2 separate regions of the Mus musculus genome follow, and region 2 is linked to region 1. Evidence: chromatin loops called from intact Hi-C (ENCODE). Cell type or tissue: heart. All regions are shown on one strand.

What was found. Peaks named below come from ENCODE experiments on the same cell type or tissue, not always from the same donor. Only the 100,000 strongest peaks of a DNase experiment are listed, where the experiment ranks them.
Region 2: a loop joins it to region 1, with 2.5 times the contacts of the local background. A loop is called at or near these places in 2 of 42 quality-filtered maps.

The regions. Positions count from the first base shown.
Region 1 is chr6:112,490,579-112,498,578 of GRCm38, reverse strand. It overlaps a transcript of Oxtr not described here. Among named protein-coding and RNA genes, the nearest start is that of Oxtr, 4.8 kb to the right of the region's middle. In heart, a CTCF peak has its summit at 3,664 (motif pointing left); DNase peaks (open chromatin) are centred at 3,618 and 7,588; H3K4me3 peaks cover 536 bases; H3K27ac peaks cover 284 bases; H3K27me3 peaks cover 4,447 bases.
Region 2 is chr6:112,778,272-112,786,271 of GRCm38, reverse strand. Srgap3 (SLIT-ROBO Rho GTPase activating protein 3) reads left to right here. Exons shown (of 22, transcript NM_080448.4): 5 at 5,214-5,399. Among named protein-coding and RNA genes, the nearest start is that of Gm26799, 82 kb to the right of the region's middle. In heart, a CTCF peak has its summit at 4,372 (motif pointing right); DNase peaks (open chromatin) are centred at 4,701 and 7,891.

The DNA of each region.
Region 1 (8,000 bases):
AACTGCCATTAAACTAAGGAATTTCACCTATGAGCTAAGCCCGAGTCCCCCACCCTGGGCTTGTCCTCAGCCTGTGGGTCTCCTCTGTTCTCAGCTCTTTCAAGACTTCCAGCAGTGTCTGGATGTCCAGGAGTCTGAGAACTCCCGGCCCGGGCTCCTCATCGAAGGCCAATGGGCCCCCCACTCCTACCCTCATTCCCAGCCGGTGATGTCTGGATGTCCAGGAATCCTGGGAACCACAGCTTTGGCCTCTCACACCCTAGGCTGTGCTTTCCTGTCCCTTAAGCCGTGTGTACCCAGCAACCGACAGCCGTGGCTCAGGGTAAATGCAGTCTAATGTCTCTGTGTTCCGCCTGCCCAAGCTGCTGTTCCCACACCCCAGGGTCAGGAGGAACGCAGGGATTCTGGTCTTTCTGATTGTTTTTATTTTCAAGGTACTGGGGGATTGAACCCAGGGCCTTGGGCTAGGCAAGCATATACCACCAAACTACATGGCCATGTTTCTTACCTAGCTTTAGAGCACTGGTTGGCCATGTTCAATGCCAATGAGTATATGGCCCTTCTGTGTTACAGTTCAGGGGCAATTCTATTGAGTGCAGGATATGTGTTTTGAACATATTCATGGAACAAATGTTTATGCATGACAGATCAGGAAACAAAACAAAATATTCTGTAAACTCAAGTTCTGTATCCCAGGGAGGCAGACTTCTGCCAGGTGTCTATTTGAGGAGAAATACCTTTCTAAGTTTTAAAAATTGAAACAGAAAAGTTAGTGGGTGGTTGGAGCCAAGGGAAGAGGGGAGCTAAGGTTGTCTATTGCAGGAGGCAGGCATGTTTGGAACCGTTAGCCTGTAGGAATTTCCCCAAGAGCGTCTGCCTCCACCCAGAGATGAGCAGATAAACTGGCCCATGAGGAGGAGAGCTTTGTTTCTTTTGCATTCCTGGATGAGTCAAGCCTGGCTGTGTCTCCATTGGCTTCTAGAGATCCTCTCAGGCATTGCTGTGACTCCTTCAGTGCCCACCACTCTATGTCCCCTGGTCCATTTGGTCCCAAAGACTATTAACAGTTTCTATCTCTAGAACAGTTTCAGGAAGAAGGTTTTGGGCCTTTCCTGAGTCTGTAGGTGGCTGGCTGGCTGGAAGCATGTGCTTGCAGCCTGGCTTCATTTATGATCCTGGTGTAACATGGACAGGGGTCTACACTGCCTGCCAATCACTGCACTGCTTGCCCATGCCAGCAACACTGTTGCCTGGATGATAGGAGTAGCTTCTTTTTCTCTTTCTTTTTCTCTTTCTCTTTCTTTTTCTTTTCCTTTTTCTTTTTCTCTTTCTTTCTCTCTTTCTTTCTTTCATTCTTTCTTCTTTTTCTCTTTCTTTCTTTCTTTCTTTCTTCTTTCTTTCTTTCATTTCTTCTTCTTCTTCTTCTTCTTCTTCTTCTTCTTCTTCTTCTTCTTCTTCTTCTTCTTCTTCTTCTTCTTCTTCTTCTTCTTCCTCCTCCTCCTCCTCCTCTTTCTTCCTCTTCCTCTCCTTCTTCCTCTTCTTCTTTTTTTGTAGAGTGTGTGTACCTTATGTGTATGTGTGTGAATAAATGTGTGTGTGTGTGTGTGTGTGTGTGTGTCTAGAATAACACTGGTGTTATTTCTCAGGCACTGTCCCCTAAGACATGGGTCTTTCATTGACCTGGAGCTCAACAATTTGGCTTGGCTGGATGGCCAGTAAGCCTCGGAATCTTCTTGTCTTCTTGTGTCTACCTGTTCAGCCCTGGGATTATAGGAGTACACCCCCACGTGTAGCTTTGCATGTGGGTGTCAAGGGTCACATTTAGGCCCTTGGCTTTGTGGAGAAAGCACTTTGGCCACTGAACCATGTCCTCAGCCCTGCGGCAGCTTTTGATTCTTCTGTGTCATTTGTCCTCTCCCAATCTGTGCCCCAGGCTGATGGAACACAGCATCACAAAACCCATCATTTCTTCTCTTCACTGCCCCCCCGCCCCCTCCCCGGCCCACAAAGCTTCCCAGGATTCTCAGAGTAGAGATCAAAGTCCCTTGCCACATTGGCCAGGTTCCATGGCCTATGCCCTACACCAGCCTTGTTTGCCTTTCGGAGCCAGATGTGTGCCCTCGAGAAAGTGCCTTCCCATCTTTGAACTCCTGTTTCCTCCTCTGGAGAGCAGACATCATAACCCCAAGCATCCTGCAGCTCACGAGGCCCTCAGCCAGGTCTACACTGCTCTCACCTCTCCAAGCCTCTCCTCCTCCAAGGATAAACAGATTCCAAAGATCTTGATTCACAATAAACCTTTTCTTCTCTGAAAGAACAGCCTGACTTTACTCTAAGCTTTCTGATTCCCCAAGGAAGACTTTCTTCTCTGCTTCTTCTCTGCTGCCTTAGACTAAGTCGCCATTGTCCAGCTAGAAAGGGCACACTTCTGAAGCCACTCGTTAGCAGGATGTGCACTGTTATAGCCAATGTGAAGCCTCCTGTTTTACCTCAGCTATTGTTCCCCTTGTTCGAATATGAATGGCATACTTTCTTACAAGGAGGACTCTTTCAGCTCTGTGCCTGGAATCAAGTTTCCGGGAAGCAAGGACCTGGCCCCAGTGGTGGATTTATTGAAGGATGTTCTCGGGAACCCATCAGTCATTTTCTGGCCACATTTTTATTGATAGGCACAGATGATGGGGAAAGTAATGGATGTCTGCACAAAGAACAGGGAGCTGGGAACACAAGGAGGCACTCATCAGCAGAATGGAGCATTCATGGTATAAAGAGAATCTGTGAGCCTCACCTGCTGAGCCTCAGAAACTGGAGTCTTCTCTGAGGGCCTGGGTGGCAGGGAAGGCCCCCACCCCCGAAGTGAGGGCTTGGTGGACCCAGCACAGCAATTAGGTTAGAAGGAGCTACAGGCTCAGTATACCTCCAGCCCATATACTTTGTCTCATTGAACTGAAAAGACACCTGGCTTCACTGGCAATAAAGATGGAGGCTAATTTCACGAGAATTTTCACAGGGCACTCCAGAAGTGGGGACTGTCAGCATGGGAAAAGGACTTAAGTCACACAGGAATGTGGTCAGAAAATGACTGGTTCCCGAGAACATCCTTCAATAAATCAAGTACTGGGGCCAGGCCCTTGCTTCCTGGAAACCTGATTCCAGGCACAGAGCTGAAGGAGGCCTCCTTGTAAAACACTCCTCCAACACACTAACTCTTGCTTGCTTGCACTGCCTCAGAAGGTCAACATTGTCTTAGAACAGTTCATTGAACCGGTCATTCATGCGAAAGGTGGTTAAACCCACAGAGTAATGCTTATCACTGTGAGTTCACAGTTTTCTCTAATACAAAAGCATGCTTTTCTTTCTTTCTTTTTTTTTTTTTTTTACCCTCCAAGGAACACTGGAACGAAAACACAGGGTGAAGAGTCCAAAATGATTCCGGCTGGGAGAATAATTCAAGTTATAGCTCCAAGCTGGCACCGGAACACAACCAACCCCTGAATGTCCCAGGCCAGGCCAGTCCACATGTCCTGCTGTCCCTGGTCTCTTGCTGGCAGTAGCAAATGAAGGAGGCCAAGGGCGAGGCTGTCAGCAGCAGGAAGATTGTGGCCAAGTGTTCAGCACCATCAGGCCTGAGTGCATTACTGACCCCTCCTGGAGGCAGGAGCCCAAGCAGAGATGATTTCAGGGAGAGAAGGGACTGGAGGCAGTGGCCACTCATTTCCTCACTGACTGCAGAGAGACGAAATGTTCCGGAACTGGAAAACTACCAAGCTACTAAACCCCACGACCCGTTCCCGGGGGGGATGCCGCAGGGGTCATTCTTCAGGCAGATTGTCTGCCCCAGGTGGTGATCCTGCTCTCAACAGAGCGGAACAGCCGTGGGAAATGCTTATTTCTCTTCCATTTCCTCTCCCACCACTCCATATTTAATAAGTGCACAGAGAGGTCCCATCCCGCTGTGTCCTGGGCCTTTTGAAGCACCAGTGTATGCAATGCCCACCTTGCTCAGCCACGGAGGCGGTGGGGAGGTGTGCACAAAAGCAACAGTGGGATTTCTTGTGTGACATTTCCTTTGGGGTCTCAGTTGGCTGGACCATGGTTGGACGCCAAACATTATTCTGTGGGAGTGAGAGTGTGGGGCTTTGTTTTGTTTTGTTTTTGGATAAAATTAACATTTAAATTGAATTATTATTATTATTATTATTATTATTATTATTATTATCATTATTATTATTTTAGTGGTGTGGCTTGCCCGATTGCCCCATAGTAGGAATGGGCTCCATCAAACCGCTTGGAGGTCCTATGCCAACCCAAGAATGTCCTCCCCGATCAAGGAATTTTGCAGTAAATGCATTTGCCTTGAATGCAGCAGCATGTCTGCCCTTGGGTCCTGATATCTGGGGCTTGCCAGCCTCGACAACACAAAAGCCAATTTCTTAACTAAATAAGTTTCTTTGCACACGTGGGTCTTACTTTATAAAAAAAAAAACCGAAATAAAACAAAAACCAACCAACCAACCAACCAACAAACAGGGTTTTACCACGTTGCTTTGGTTGACTAGTCTGGCCTTGAACTCCAAGAGACCTACCTGCTTATGCCTCCCAAGTTCTGGGATTAAAGAATGTGTACACCCAAGCCCAATTGATGTGTGTGTGCATGTGTGTGTGTGCGCGCACACACACACACACGCATGCAGGTACCCTTGTAGGCCAAAAGAGGGTGTTAGATCTCCTGGCACTGAAGTTATAGAAGGTTGTAAGCACTCCATCGTGGATGGAGATCATTGAGGAGCTGAAGCTGTAGGAGTAGCAAGCACTCTCAACCACCGAGGCCTCTCAAGCCCTGCTTTAGCCGATTCTGGTTAATAAACTTTCCAGTCTCACCATACTCCACACACACACACACACACACATCACATCACACACGGGCATAACTTCTGTCCCGGGCCACCAGAGTCTTGATGCCAGGCTCTCCTGTCCATCTTCTCTGTGGTTGTCCTCCGTCCATGCCACCACCTGTCGCTCAGCCTCAGCTCCTCTCGCACCATCAGTTGTGGGCTTTTATCATGTGATTACTGCACACCAATAAGCTTTGCTCCTGGAGCTCCTGGCTCAGTCTCTATCAGACTTTGTTTTTGGTGAGCCAAAGAGCGGGTGGCAGAAAAAAGAACTACATTTCCTGTCGTTTTCAGTGTCACTCAGGCTAAATTTACAAATCGAGCACCATCATGGAAAATGCTTCCAGTGTTTGGGGAACACACCTTTGGGACCCTTCAGCATCCTGTGTGTTGTGTAATGGAAGTTGACAACACTTCATCACATCCACGTGGGATCACCAATGCCCACCCCACTCCACTGGCATTTCAGGGAAGGACTCCTGTCATCTTTGATCCCAGGACAATGACTTCCTTGGTGAAACTACCTCCTGCGATCTCTCTAGGACCAAGTGCTTTGCCCACCTTTTGTTAGAATGCATCCTCACTACACTGAAATAGAAAGGCGTCTTTCTCTCTGGCTAGGATTCAAGGATGCCAGTGTGTGCCTTCTCCTTCCCCAGGGACCTTCAGAGGAGGTCACTAGGCAAGCAGAGCCTCTCTTCTTTGCCTGCTTTCCACACATACTGAGAGATTAAACCAGGAGGCTGTGAGTGTCTGACTGACTCTGTTGTTCAGATGCAGGCCAAGTTAGAGAACTTGGGTTTTGCCTGGGCTGAGTGGTCCTTACGAAATCCACAAGGATCACTTGCTACACAAGACTACACAGGTCAGGGCCTGTAGGGAAGGGGAGCCAGTGCTGGCGAGGTGGCTGACTAACGTGGCCCAGATAGCCGCTCTCCTCAAAGGGGAAGAGCAGGCTGCCTTCCGCAAGCCCAACATTCATTTTCCCAGATGTCCTACTCATGAGCTCACGAGGCTGATCCTTCCTCATCCAGCCACAGGGTGGAACAGGGATATTGGACCCACTGGAATAACGCCACACTCGTTGCACTTTAGAAAGAAAGGAGGGCCAAGAAGACGGCCTAGTGGGCAAAGCGAGTTAGTAAGGTGAGGACCCAAGTTTCAATCCCCAGAGACTAGGTAAAAGCCAAGCCTGTTAGCATCTTCCTGTCATTCCAGTGCGCCTGTGACTAGATGGGAAGCAGAGACAGGAGACTCTCCGGAAGCTTCCAGGTCAGCTAGCCTGGCATACGCAGCAGCAGACGACAGTCTGTCTCAAACAAGGCAGAAATTTAAGACTCACCCTTGAGCCTGTGGCGTGGCCTCCCCATGTGGGACACAGCATATGCCTCCCTGCCCCCACACATACACAGAAAGAAAACCAGAATGATAGGAGGACCACCCCCCTTATTTTACAGATGGGAAGCCTGGGGCCTCAGGTTAGGTCACTCCTGACCTGAGTGTTTTGTAACCTTAGGCTGTCATGTGTGTGACAGATACTAATGGTAATACTGTGATACAACTCCAGAGTGAGAAGATGATAGCCTTTGCCTCTCACCATTAACTAATGCCCAGGGAATCCCGAAGCCTCCTTGGCATGGAGAGTGTAGAACCTTGGAGCAGGGTCCTGGAAGACTCTGCCCCTAGGAGATCTTGGCACAGTGCTATAATTGCAGATTCGGGAACCACTGGTCTAGGATCACTTAAGTCTCTCCACATAATTAGAAGAGGGAGAAATAACATGTCAGGATAAAACATGCATCTAATCACGTTAGAGAGCCCTGTTCATTCCCCAGCCTTGGCCCTTTCTGTTCCTTTTGGTCCTCGGTCATTGTAAATCAGTTCAAAAAGTGATTTCAAAATAGGAAAGGACCACGCGGTGGAGAGGCAGCCCTTCACATTTAATCTTGCTCTGGCGCCAGCTAGGATTTTAATTTTGAAGCATGGTAAGAAGGCAGAGGTGGCCTTTGGCCCACTGAGAAGCAGAATAACCTTATACGCAGACAGACGGACTGGGGGTGGGGCGGGGATACAGGGTGTGTGTGTGTGTGTGTGTTTGTGTGTGTGTGTGTGTGTGTGTGTGAGAGAGAGAGAGAGAGAGAGAGAGAGAGAGAGGGAGAGAGAGACAGAGAGACAGAGAGAGTCAGAGAGACAGAGAGAGAGAGATTTCCATCATAAAGAGCCTAAAATAAAGATTTCTCTCAAGGCTGGTGGGAGGGGCAGACATCTCCCATTTCTTCTTAAAGCGAATGTGAGCAAAGCGAGTCCAAAGACAGAACTTAAGCTGAGCTCTCTTTAAAAAGATGTAAAGGAAAAAAAAAAACCGAAAAGGCGAAGAAATGCGTCTTTATTACAATTTACTCAGGGAAAAACAAATGTCACTTTCCAAGGTTCCTATATCTCTGAGAACGTCAAGAGCTAAACCGAGAGAGGAAGGAGCTAGGTGGGTTGTTTGGGAATTTTAAGCTACTATGAAATAAATCTGAGCGACTACCGGGTTAGCTGACCCGGATCACTGGGATCGCCGCGGCCGGTTTGCTCTGCCCCCTAGCGGACATATGTGGTGCCGCAGCTCAGGGTTCCCGTTGTGGAAAAGCTTCAGACAGCGCCGCGCGCTGACTCGGTCAGCTCACAGCCTGGCTGGCGCTCTCCCCTTGCCTTCCTAAGGCATCCAGCCACCAGCAAAGCCGCAGGCTAGGTAGGAGTTTGCAAAGACGCCGAGATCTCTACCCCTGGTGGCACGGAGGGTGGCGCCAGCAGCTTTCCCAATCTGGGCGGAGAATCCATGCATCTCTGAGGCCATCCACTGTGGTGCAACTTCCCCGGTGGCAAGGCAACTTTGGGCTAACCTGCAGTCTCGCTTCAAGTGGCTGGGTCCTGCGCACTGTGGCGACAGGATGCCTAGGACCTACCTGTAGGACCCTCAGGTTCGGAGGGAAGGATCTGGCGCGTTTCACGTCTCTGGTTCCGGGAGGTGCTCAGGGTGTACCGAGAGAGACTGAAAAGTGACAGCTTGGACGAAGGTGCAAAGCCCCTGACTGTCGGGGCTCCTGGGCTGGGGATTCT
Region 2 (8,000 bases), 290 kb before region 1:
TGTGATAACTCCAGCTGTGTCAAGTTGACACAAAACTAGCCAGTACATGGGTGATCAAATAAATTGTAGGACTTCCCTTTTTTCCTAGATGTCTTTTTAATGGCTTGGTCCAGGAGTTCAGGCACACTCAAATGCTTCAGAATGTGGCCCTTCTTGGGGATCAAAGTATACCTAGACTGTATCTTTTAGAAGATGTTTCCTAGCAACTGATCCTCTTGATGCCCTATAAACCATGTCTCCTTATGGATGCTGTTGACTTCCAAGTTGTCTGTTATCTTTTGCACTTGAATGAGGATCTGAAGGATCTTCACCACTTTCCTTCCAGTATCTGGGCATCTGGAAAGCTGTGACAGGTACATGAATACCAAGAAAGGCAACAGAATTACTAGAAAAGGCCAGGCCTTAGGGGTCAACAGACCCAGCCTCTGGTCTCTGTTTTGTTTTGTTTTGTTTTCCCTTTTCATTTCTGATTTTATTAATTTGGATACTGTCCCTGTGCCCTCTGGTTAGTCTAGCTAAGGGTTTATCTATCTTGTTGATTTTCTCAAAGAACCAGCTCCTGGTTTTGTTGATTCTTTGTATAGTTCTTTTTGTTTCTATTTGGTTGATTTCAGCCCTGAGTTTGATTATTTCCTGCCATCTACTCCTCTTGGGTGTGTTTGCTTCTTTTTGTTCTAGTGCTTCCAGGTGTGCTGTCAAACTGCTAGTGTAAGCTCTCTTTACTTTCTTTTTGGAGGCACTCAGAGCTATGAGTTTTCCTCTTACTATTGCTTTCATTGTGTCCCATAAGTTTTGGTATGATGTATCTTCATTTTCACTAAATTCTAAAAAAACCTTTAATTTCTTTCTTCACCAAGTTATCATTGTTCAGCTTCCATGTGTATCTCTGATTTCCATTGGTTTTGTTGGTATTTCAGACCAGCCTTATTTTGTGCTGATCTGATAGGGCGCATGGGATTATTTCAGTCTTCTTGTATCTGTTGAGGCCTGTTTTGTGACCAATTATATGGTCAAGTTTGGAAGGTACCATGAGGTGCTGAGAAGAAGGTATTCTTTTGATTTAGGATGAAATGTTGTATAGATATCTGTTAGATCCATTTGCTTCATAACTTCTGTTAGTTTCACTCTGTCTCTGTTTAGTTTCTGTTTCCATGATTAGTCCATTGCTGAGAGTGGGGTGTTGAAATCTCCCACTATTATTGTGTGGAGTGTGATATGTGCTTTGAGCTTTAGTAAAGTTTCTTTTATGATGTGGGTACCCTTGCATTTGGAACATAGATGTTCAGAATTGAGAGTTCATCTTGGTAGATTTTTCCTTTGACCAGTATGAAGTGTCCTTATCTTTTTTGATAACTTTTGGTTGAAAGTTGATTTTATTTGATATTAGAATGGCTACTCCTGCTTGTTTCTTGGGACCATTTGCTTGAAAAATTGTTTTCCAACCTTTTACTCTGAGATAATGTCTGTCTTTGTCATTGAGGTGTGTTTCCTGTATGCAGCAAAATGCTGGGTCCTGCTTATGCATCCAGTCTGTTAGGCTGTGTTTTTTTTGAGGGGAATTAAGTCCATTGATGTTAAGAGATATTAAGGAAAAGTGATTGTTACTTACTGTTATTTTTATTGTTACAGGTGGAATTATGTTTGTGTGGCTATCTTCTTTTGGATTTGTTGAAAGATTATTTGCTTGTTTTTGTCTAGGGTGTAATTTCTCTCCTTGTGTTGGTATTTTCCATCTATTATCCTTTGTAGGGCTGGATTTATGGAAAGATATTGTGTAAATTTGGTTTGTCATGGAATATCTTGGTTTCTTTGTCTATGGTAATTGAGAGTTTTCCTGGGTATAGTAGCCTGGGCTGGCATTTGTGTTCTCTTAGGTTCTATATGACATCTGCCCAGGATCTTCTGGCTTTCATAGTCTCTGGTGAGAAGTCTGGTGTAATTCTGATAGTTCTGCCTTTGTATGTTACTTGACCTTTTTCCCTTACTGCTTTTAATATTCTTTCTTTGTTTAGTGCGTTTGGTGTTTTGATTATTATGTGGTGGGAGAAATTTCTTTTCTATTCCAGTCTATTTGAAGTTCTGTAGGCTTCTTGTATGTTTATGGGCATCTCTTTCTTTAGGTTAGGGAAGTTTTCTTCTATAATTCTGTTGAAGTTATTTACTGGCCCTTTAAGTTTGGAATCTTCACTGTCTTCTATACCTATTATCTTTAGGTTTCTTCTTCTCATTGTGTCCTAGATTTCCTGGATGTTTTCAGTTAGGAGATTTTTTTGCCTTTTGCAAAAAAGGACATATGCCCCACCCTAGTGTATAGCTTCTGAAGGCCAGTCACTATGCACATCTGTTTATAAAGTACCTATACATCCTCCCGTCCAAATGACACTAGGAGAGCATGAAGACACCCATCCTCTCCATAGACACCAAGGATGTTATAGGATAGTTGGGAATCCAAGTTCTTCTGAAGTCCTATGGACTTTAGGATTCTGTCATCCCTTTGCATGGTGGAAAAAGCATAGTAAGAGGGACCTACAATCCTGTGCTCATTAGACTCCCACAGTGGGGTCGGACATCTTGGCTTTGAACCTTGACTCCAGCAATGCTAGTGTTTTGACCTCAAGGAAGATGACTGAAGTGTTTTTAGGTCCTCCCTATAAATCAGAGTTCACAGGTGCCTTTTCATGGTTTTTGTTTTTTGTTTGGTTTGTTTTGGTTTGTTTTTTTTTGTTTTTTTGTTTGTTTGTTTGTTTGTTATTAATGAGAAATACTGTGGTGGATGTGGGTGCTTAGATCAAGGTTCATCATGTAGGAGGTGCTCAGTAAGCCTTATGTGACATTGCTGTTTAAACTGATGTCCCACTGTCTCCAAGAGTGTACTAAGGATGGCTTGAAATGCTCCTTCAATGGATGCAGATGATAGAAAGATGCTTGTAAACTTTGAAGTACCAGGCAAGCTTAAATACAACTTTACATGTCCTGAACTGGAACATCAAGTAGACTCTTGTAGGCTATTGAACTAAATTCTTACCCTACTGAAGTCTGTGTTTCAGGTCCAGTTGGTTCTGGGTATCTGTCTGTTTTGCACCTGTGGAAATATTCAGAAAGAAAAGTCTACACTGAGCATGAACAGACTTTCTTCTTACAATTATTCTCAGTAACTACTACATACTCAGTAATCTACTTACATAACATTTGCATTCCATTAAATATTGTACGTGACCTAGAGAGGACTTAAAGCCTACAGAAGGACACACTTAGGCTTTGTGCAGTTGTGGTACTGTTTATATAAGAGACTTGAACATTTGCAGATTTTGGCATCCATGAGGCAGACTGAGAACCAGCCCTTCATGAATACCAAAGGATAACTGTAATTAAATAAAGGCAACAATTGAGGGTTCCGGCATAAATCAACTCATTTCTGAGAGGCCTCTAAATACACTCTTCAGTGGCAGCTGTCTGCCATGTCACCATGTGCAGTTGGGTTCCCTGTTATCTTTGGGACCAGCCATCAATGGGATCATAGACAGTTGAGCCCCAGGTTCTCGGGTTTTATTCTTCATGCATGGGAGTTTTAGAACAGCCCAGGAAGGATCCTGGGAAGTTTGGCTTGTAGGGCATAGGAGGAGCATTGTGTGGCTCAAGGGTGTGTGTGTGAAAAATTGAGGTAATGGCAGGGGGTGGGTGGGGTGGGAGGAAGAAACCGAGGCAGGTGGAAAACATGGGAAGCGGAACACCCATCTGGGATGCTGCCCTGGTGCAGTTAGACAGATGCACATGTGGATGGCTGAGCAGAAGATCCAGCATGGCGTTTCTCAACCTTTCCAGTACTGTGACCCGTTAATACAGTTCCTCGTGTTGTGGTGGCCCCCCACCATCAAATTATTTTCATTGATACTTCATAACTGTAATTTTGACACTGTTATTATTATGCAAATACATGATATGTAATAGGTGGTCCCTGTGAAAAGATTGTACCCAAAGGGTTTGACACCCAGGGATTGAGAACCATTGATCTAGACACATGTAGAAATGCTTCTCCCACCCCAATGCATTACCCAGTGAGGATGATAGGTTGATGCTGAGATAAACAGACTTGGAAAGCTGAAGTAGAAAAGTTGATGTAGCAATCTTCACTGAACCCAGGAGGTGTGTGTGTGTGTGTGTGTGTGTGTGTGTGTGTGTGTGTAGATACAAGCAGCAGAAGCTGAATGCCTCTGAGCAGAGAGGGATCGTGGAGCATCTGAAGGGACAACTGCAGTAGGTGCTACCAACTCTTGACTATCTTCAATGCTTGCTGTGAACCACAGCCTAAAGACCCTGGGAACAACAGGACCTTGTCGCTCACCTGGAAGGCTGCACTCATTCCTTCTGGCCACTAGATGTCAAACACGTACCACTGACAATATTTTCTGGGCTGTGGGGTTTACAAAGAGTGTCCTGGAACTGGCATACTGGAGTGGATGAGATCAGTGAGAAGTGGGTTCTCAAAGCCCTGGGGGAAACTACTAAAGTGAGCCCTGTCGGGTGGGCTGCAGAGGAGTCTCCATCAAGATCTGAGAGGAAGCGCTGGCTACGTGTCTCATTCATAGGATGCTTTGTAAGCTTGGAAAGGTTTCAGGATGCAACTTCAGGCTCAGAATTCCCCCTGTTATAATCATATCCTGTTTTGTAATAGAAGCTGAGCAGCAGAGTGCAATTTGCTTTGTTGGAATTCTTTGTATAGCTAAGGTTGAATGTATTCCAGGGACCGCAGAGTATCTATTAGGTTATGTAACAGGGCCGTGTGCAAAGCCCATTTTAGGGCTTTTCCATTGACTTCAGGGTGGAGATAAGGAAGAAGGATACACGGATCACGTCTGGCAGGACTAGAGAGGATGGCCAGCAAGAGCCTGGCTTACCATATCACTTGTAGGTTGTCGTGGCTCTTCTTAATTTTTTGTTTATTAGCTCATGCTTGACACTTAGTAGGGCCTCAGTGATGTGATGATGATAATGATGATGAGGGTGATAATGATGTCACTCACGATAAAGCTGTTTCACCTGAGGAGCATCTTCATTTCCAGCCCTAAGGGACTCTGTGCAGAAGTAAAGAGGCTAAGGTGAATGTGTAATGGGAAAGCAAGAGTTCTGTGGCCCTTGGGGTGGGGCCAGGGACCACAGAATGTACCGTGCTGAGCCATAATGGCCTATTGGTTTCTTGTACGCATTGTCCTCAGGTCATGAAAACCTACCACATGTACCATGCAGAGAGCATCAGTGCAGAAAGCAAGCTGAAGGAGGCTGAGAAGCAGGAGGAGAAACAGTTTAACAAGTCAGGAGAGCTAAGCATGAACCTGCTCCGGCACGAGGACAGACCCCAGCGCCGCAGCTCCGTGAAGAAGATTGAGAAGATGAAGGAGAAGGTGAGTGAGAGGAATGGGGCAAAGCACGGAGAGGAGAGCGGTGCTCTCAGCCGCTCCTCCTTCGCATGAAGGATGAAGGAGCCTGGCCTGGTTCCATTTGTGTGGCTGGGATAAAACATCCTGACAAAAAGCAACTTAGTGGAGAAAGAGTTACTTTAACTCACACTTACAGTCTACGACAGCAGAGATATCCAGGGAGCAGGTCCTGAAAACGGTTTCTCATATCACATCCACAATCAAGGGCAGAGAGGATGGAACACATGTGCTCACACAATTGCTCGCTTATGCTAAGCTAGCTTGATTCACTTAACAAAGTTCAGGACCCAGCCAATGAGGTGGTGTCACCACATTCAGGGTGGGTCTTCCCATCTCACGTCACTCAGTTAAGACAATCTCCTCTAGGCGTGTCCAGAATCCAACCCAATGTAGACAGTTCCTCATTGACACTCTCTTCCTGGGCAATTCTGGGTTGTCAGGTTAACATTTAAAGCCGTCACAAGTCTGTTGTGAAATTGCCATTGCTGTGTCAAAGACCATAGCTTCAGAATCACTGTGTATGGGTGCTGCAAGGCTTTTTGTAGGCATGGTGGAGGGAGCTCAAGATTTGGAGCCTGGGGTTTATTCGTTTGTTTACTTGCGTACATTGTATGCAAGTGTATGCACAATCGTATGCAGATGTGGTCCTCACCGTCTTGTGTCTATGTAGAGACCAGAGGGTGACATCAAATACCTTCCTCTATTGCACTCTGCCTTCCTGTTTGAGACAGGGTCTGTCTCTGAACCTGTAGTTCATTGGCTAGACTGGCTGTCCATCAAGCCCCCAGGAGTCTCCTGTCTCTGCCCCTCCGCCAGCTCTGGGGTTACAGACCTACATTTAGTTTCCACATGGATGTCAGGGATCCAAACAGGTCTTTATGCACACACAGCCACCACTTCACCCACTGAGCCCTCTCTGCCACCTCTGAGCTGGGGTTTTAAATGCTACATTAACACTGATCCCTGAGTTTCAGTTGTTAAATCTGATAAATACGTCTCATTGCTCATGTTGGCTCTGATAAATTGATAACGGCTGCCCAGGATGCTCTATTGAGGATTCTGAAGCTATATCAAGGCTTAGCTGAAAAGGTGCTGAGATCGGTTAATGATGTCTGCTATGGCCAGAGAGTTTTGAAGGGCAGGACACATCTGTGACTTCTAACTCTCCTTTCTTCTTCAAAAGCTATAATCTTCTTGCTGAATCTCTATATCCATCTATTCCCCAGCACCAGGAAACATTTGCAGAGTTCTTCTATATGCCAGCCACTGTGTCTGATGTTTATCTGCTCTTCCATGGGCCTAACTCTATGATTATAGGATCCGTTAGAAATTACAGACTGGATGGGAACAAAACCCAATAGAACCTGGGTAAACAGGGAAGCATATAAAAGTGTGTGTGTGTGTGTGTGTGTGTGTGTGTGTGTGTGTGTGCATGTCCTGGTATAATTTTTGAAATTGAGGAAGACCCAAAATCCAGACAAAGATGTCATACCAAAATGGGCAATAAATAAAGTTGAATAGACATTTCTTTTTTTAATATTTTATGTCTATGGGTGTTTTGTCAACATGCATATATACACCCCACTTGTATACCTGGTGCCCTCAGAGACTAGAAGAGGATTCATATTCCCTGGAACTGCAGTTATAAGCAGTTGTGAACCACCATGTGGGTGCTGGGAATCAAACCTGGGTCCTCTAGAACAGCCACTGATCTTACCTCTTGAGCCATCTCTTTAACATCTGAATAGACAATCCTTAGGACCCTGTCTAGGTGGTCTGTAAATACAGAGCAGTCTGCGTGGCATCACTAAGGATGAAGGAAATGTAAACAAAAACCATAGCTCAATAGTGCTTCACAAGCCACCAGAAGGACCACGATAACAAAGGCTGGCAGGAAGAAGCAGGGATGCAGATGTGGAAATCAGGGAACCTTGCACCAGTGTCAGGGACAGGTTGTGTATGTGGGTGGTTCTGTCACTGTGGAAAGCCATCTGGTTGCTCTTCAGTGGACCAGGCTACCATGTGTCTCAGTAGCACCTCTCCTGGGTGTCTGCCCCTGGGGCATGAAAACATATTTGTATAAAAATTTGTATGTGAATGTTCACAGTAGCACTGTTCATCATACCCAAAAGATGAAAACTACTTGAATGGAACTCAATCATGAAAAGGAATGAAGTCCTGATACAAGCCACAATGTGGATGAACCCCAAAGTGAAAGAAGCCAGACACAAAAGGCCACATGCTCTACAAAATAACTTATGTAAAATGTCCGGAATAGACACACCGAGAGACACGGGAAGTAGATTGTTGGTAATCTGAGGAATTGGAGGAGAATGAGAGTGTGGCTGCTCACTGGGGCAAGGTTTCTCTCCAGAGGAAGTGCCTGGGTGGAAAGATACTGGCTAAGATTGTAGAGGCTCATTCCTGGTGTAGTCATATGCTAATTAGCAACTTGGCTCCTGGACAAGCCACTTTTCTTCTTGAGTTCTCATTTCCTTGCCTATAAATAGATGAGTTCAGCTAAGATGCCATGACTGTCCTTTTCAATTCTAAAATGAACTCAGT